2 separate regions of the Mus musculus genome follow, and region 1 is linked to region 2. The links are chromatin loops, found by intact Hi-C in ENCODE. Cell type or tissue: heart. All regions are shown on one strand.

Region 1 (2,500 bases), 300 kb before region 2:
GTGTATCTCTCTGTGTGTGTGTATGTGTGTGTGTGTGTGTGTGTGTGTGTGTGGTGTGCCCATGCATGGATGTGAATGTGGAGGCCAAAAACTGATGCCAGTTCTTCTTCATCTCACTTGTTTGAGACAGGAATTGTCACTGAACCTAATGCTCACCACAGACTGGCCACTGAGCACTGGGGACCCAGGTGTCTCAGCCCTTCCTGTGCTAGAGCAAGAGCCACCATATGCAGATTTTCACGTGGATTTGGGGGACCCAAATTTAGTTCTTCGTGCTGGTGCAATACGCATTTTGCCCACTGAGCCATCTTCTCAGCCCTACTTTATATTTTTTGGACGTCAGAGCTCCTATTGGGTGCCATTGGACTGAAGCTGATGTGTTAGCAGGCAACCCTTCCCAATGCACTGAGGGGAGGACACTGGCTTGATGCGATGTCCCCTCCCCAAATCAGGAGTCAGGGCTGAATCCACAGTGCAACAAGGTTAGGGAATAGGGTTTAATGAGAGGCAATTAGATCATGAAGGCTTTGCTCTTTGGGTGATTAAGGTTGTTAACATGGGACTGGATTAGTCACCTTGAGTGGATCTGTTATGGATACAAGGTTGGTGACCCACATCTCTCCTTCTACTCTCTCTCTCTCTCTCTCTCTCTCTCTCTCTCTCTCTCTCTCTCTCTGTCTTCCTCTCCTCCCTTCACTCTGCTTCTTTCTCCTTGGAGACTATAGCCTGTCACACCAGAGCTCTTCAGTGGACATGAGTTCATTCTGAGATTCCCTTGGACAATCTAGACTTTGGGTCAGCTACACTACTGCCAAGCCTGGCTTCTCTTTCTGCCTTTTTGACTTGGGAGATACCACCACCAATGTACTCACAGATTGATTTTTAAACTTCTATCTTCTACAGGAAGACAAAGGGTGGTGGAGGACCATGGTGAAGAGTTGAAACACAGACCAGTTTGGAAACCCTGTCTTGGCTAAAAAAATAAATTTGAAATGGACCACAGCCTAACCCCAAGCCACTTTTAGAATGTCTGTGCCAGCGTGCAAGTCCCATCATCTGTGTACATTTAGGGACTTTTTATATAGCAGGTCCTTGACCCTTTGGACTGGTCTAAATGAATGTTTGAAGCAGGCCTCCTTGGGATTTGGGGGCCTGACCACAGATTCGTCATCTGAGAAAGCCAGGCTGTGAAAGGAGCTAATGTTTACCCACCGTTCCAGAGCCGCCATTTCTCCGTCTTTCCGTCTCTTGAAATATTTCCCTGGGGAGAAGTCTACATTACACAAGCTGGAGGAAGCTTGGGAAAGCATCAAAAAGGACAAATGTACGTGTAGCTGTAAAAGAAGCCTTTAAAAAGTCTGGATAGTACCCAAACCAGGCAACGTTGGGTACGTCCAAGTGGAGGGCATGATCTTTAGCAGAACAATTCCTGACTCGCCTATCTCTTCCAGCAGAGGGAGCTGCTCTGTGGTCCCAGTCCTAGGTCCCTGTGGAATGAGGGTCATTACAGTGGTGACAGTAACACTCTGGTAGAAAGGAGTACAGTTTCTCAATATTTTCCTAGGGTCTCCTTGATAAATGAGCACAGACAGTGGAGCTCAAAATAGCAGGAATCTATTCTTTCCCATGTCTGATACCAGATATCTGAACTGAAGGAGACTCCAGTAGAGAACCCATCTTTGTCTCTTCCAGCTTATGGTAGTGGCCAGTGATCCTCAGAAACGTTCGACTTCCCATTGCATCGCTATAGAGTGAAACCTCACGTGTCATTTCACCCTTGATGATCAGTGCTATCTTTTTCATCTCCACTAATACAGAGGGAAACAGGGGGTTACCTGTACCTTCTACAGGGTTAAAATAGGTGATGGTTTTAGAAACAGTACAGGCACTACAAAATCAATTGGTCTTTGCTGTGTGACCAGATGGAAGTGATCTTACACTTCTATGTCTCCATCTTTGAAACTGGAGGTGACTTTTGTTGTTGTTGTTGTTGTTGTAATTTGACAGAAGTGCATAAGTATGCATAAATATGACCATTACTCAATTCAACAATTAGGAGACTGACTAGCTAAGACATTCTGGCCCACAGAATGTGCTGTGTTGGTGTGGAAAGAGGGGAAGAGCATTTGTGAATCAATTTGGAAGGGCATCAGCTGAGAATGCAGCCCCAGAGCCCTGTCCACAGGCCTGGTCCAGAAGGAGAATATCTTCATGCTGTTCTTAAATGCAGTCTGGGCTTGTAAACTTTGTGGGGCTGCAGCCCCATACTAAGGAACATCTCTTTTCCATTCGTAGGGAAATGAAACGGTTAATTAGGAGCAGGCAGAGCTGTCCCGATGCTGCCCATTTGGGTTCAGAGGCAAAAGTGAGAAATGAGGGTACCAGCTGATTGGCATTCTCAGTCCAGAGGCCAGGTGTAGCTGTGCCTCTCGTGAGGACAAGAAACACTCAGGCATCCTTTAGGTGCAGGCTTGTGATTCTTTTGTTATTTTTCTGAAAC
Region 2 (2,500 bases):
AAGACAAAGTAGCAAGCATCGTAATGCATGAGATGAGAGTAAGTTTGTTTTTGTGTTTTTGTTTGTTTGTTGTTTAATGGCAGACTAAACTTTCAGATTTGGCATCATAAGGCCAAAACTCACAAGTCACACCCAGAAGGTTGATGTAGGCTTGATTGTGGCAGGTTCAGGAGTGGCTTTAGTTCATTCTGTTTTAGCATAACAATGCTAAGATAAAACCCCCGTGGAACTCAGCTCGCTGCAAGGTCTATAGCATTTCACATTTTTTTTTCCTTTGCAAGCTCAATCAGAAGAACTCAGAAGGAGGGGAAAAAAAAACCCTGCTTTTTTTTTTTTTCCTTTTATCTCAAGAACATGGTGCAGGGGTGGGGGTGGGGGGTGGCAGAGGCTGGGAAACACAGCAAGCTCCAAAAAATTAGTAATAGTAATAATAAACAAAAACAAAGAAGAAGAAGAAGAAAAAAGAAAATCCAAACAAAATAAAACACACAAACACACACACACAGAATGAACACCAGCTCATGAGCTGAAGAAGAAGAAGAAAAAATATATATACAGGCAATTGATGGCCCGGTTCAAAGGTGAGCTATGCCCTACATGAAGTATGCTGCTCAGATCTTTGACCCTTGTGCAAGTCCAGGGTATGTGTGGGGCAGGCGGTGTAAAAAGAGTAGTAGTTGTAATAATAATAATAATAATAAAAAAGAACAAAACAACCAAGCTAGCAAGTTACGGGGGAATTCAGGTTGGCAATCCATGAGCCAGACACCCTTTCCCTCCCCAATTCAAAAGAGCCATCACCACCACCACAAGCTTGGTGTGTGTGTGTGTGTGTGTGTGTGTGTGTGTGTGTGTGTGTGTGTGTGTGTCTGTTCAGGGCCAAGGGGAGCAAACTCGCCAGGGGAGGGGGCGAGGTGGTGGCCGAGCGAGCTTGGCCCTGCAACTAGCAAGCCCACTCAGGAGCGGGACCCCCACGGAGCATTTAACAAGGTGGCTAGCTGGGATCGCGTGTCACACTCACATGAAAAATTCGGGAGAGGAAGGGTTGTCGCTGCTCGAGCCGTTTTCTCGGAAGCCGTTGCTCACCAGCTTCTCGTATTTCTCCTTGTAGGCGTCCCTTTCGCGCACCAGCCTGGAGATCTCCTGCTTGAGGTGGTCTACCTGCTGCAGCAGCTGGTTCTTCTCCGACTCCAGGACGTGTCTCTGCTGCACCCTCTTGAAGCGGCAGGACTGGGCATAGCCGCGGTTTTTCAGGGTCCGCCTCTTCTGCTTCAGTCGGATCACCTCCTCCTTGCTGACCCCGCGCAGCTGCCGGTTCAGCTCGCGCACCGACATGGTCACCAACTGCTCGTCCGAGAAGCGGTCGTCGAAGTGCAGGCCGCCCGCGGCATGGTGCGGGTGCAGGGCGCCCCCCGCCCCCGCCGTGCCCCCGCCGCCGCCTCCGCCGCCGCCGCCCCCGGCGCTGGCCGGGCCACCGCCGCCCGCGCCACCCGCGCCGCTCGCAGAGGCAGACGCGCCGCCCGCGGCTCCCGGGGCGCCGGCCGTCGGATGGTGGTGGTGCCCCGCGGCGTGGTGGTGGTGGTGATGGTAGTGGGGTGCCGCGCCGCTCTGCGCGGCGGCCGCGGCGATCACGGCGGACACCACGGCGGCGGCGGGGCCCATCTCCTCGCCGCTGCCGCCCAGGGAGGCGCCGGCGCCGGCCCCCGCTGCCGCGGCCAGCTGCTGCGCTCCCCGCGCATAGCCATCGAAGCCACCCTGGAGCTGGTGGCTGTTGCTGATGAGCGCCTCGACCGCGTCCTCCGGGCTGAAGCCCAGCGCCTCCGGGTTGAGCTGCTGCGGGTAGCCGGTCATCCAGTAGTAGTCTTCCAGGTGCGCCTTCTGTTCGCTGCCCGAGCCCGGGCTGGGCGCCGAGAAGCTGGGGGACGGGGGCACCGAGCTGCAGGGCGTGCTCATGGGGGTGGAGGACAGCGAGCCCCCGGCGATGAGACGGCCGCACTGGCTGATGATGCGGTCGGTCTCCACCGGTTCCTTTTTCACTTCAAACTTCATCAGATCGAAGTCATTAACATATTCCATGGCCAGGGGACTGGTGGGCAGGTCGGAATTGTTCATTGCCAGTTCTGAAGCCATCCTCCTGCCTCCGCCGCCACCGCCGCCGCCGCTCCGCCAGATGGGCTGCAGGAGAGGGGCCAGCGGGCTGTGCTGGGTGGCCAGCGGGTGAGCCAGCTTGCCGGGCTAGGGCGCTTCTAGCTTGCGCGGCGGTGGCTGTGGCCCGAAAGCTCGAACGTGCACACACCCCCCGCCCTGCCCGCAGCCCCCCGCGCCCGCCCTCCCTCCCCCTGCTCACGCCAATGTGCTCTCTCTCTTTCTCTCTCTTGCTCTCTCGCTCTCTCTCCTCCGCTCGCCCCGGGCCCCCTCCTCGCCTGCTCGCCTCCCTGAGCTCCGATCCCGGGCGCTTCAGGCTCGGGAAGGTCCTCCGCGGCTGGCGGTGACGGTGGTG

The links. A loop is a pair of places that touch in the nucleus more often than their neighbours do. Peaks named below come from ENCODE experiments on the same cell type or tissue, not always from the same donor. Only the 100,000 strongest peaks of a DNase experiment are listed, where the experiment ranks them.
Region 1: a loop joins it to region 2, with 7 times the contacts of the local background. A loop is called at or near these places in 18 of 42 quality-filtered maps.

Annotation. Positions count from the first base shown.
Region 1 is chr8:115,401,555-115,404,054 of GRCm38, forward strand. No RefSeq gene overlaps it. Among named protein-coding and RNA genes, the nearest start is that of Gm39256, 240 kb to the right of the region's middle. In heart, a CTCF peak has its summit at 1,454 (motif pointing right); no DNase peak of the experiment used is centred here; H3K27me3 peaks cover 510 bases.
Region 2 is chr8:115,704,734-115,707,233 of GRCm38, forward strand. Maf (avian musculoaponeurotic fibrosarcoma oncogene homolog) reads right to left here and starts at 2,161. Exons shown (of 1, transcript NM_001025577.2): 1 at 1-2,161. The coding sequence starts at 2,130. The coding sequence ends at 1,018. In heart, a CTCF peak has its summit at 1,209; DNase peaks (open chromatin) are centred at 1,268, 2,168 and 2,338; H3K4me3 peaks cover 2,029 bases; H3K27ac peaks cover 1,694 bases.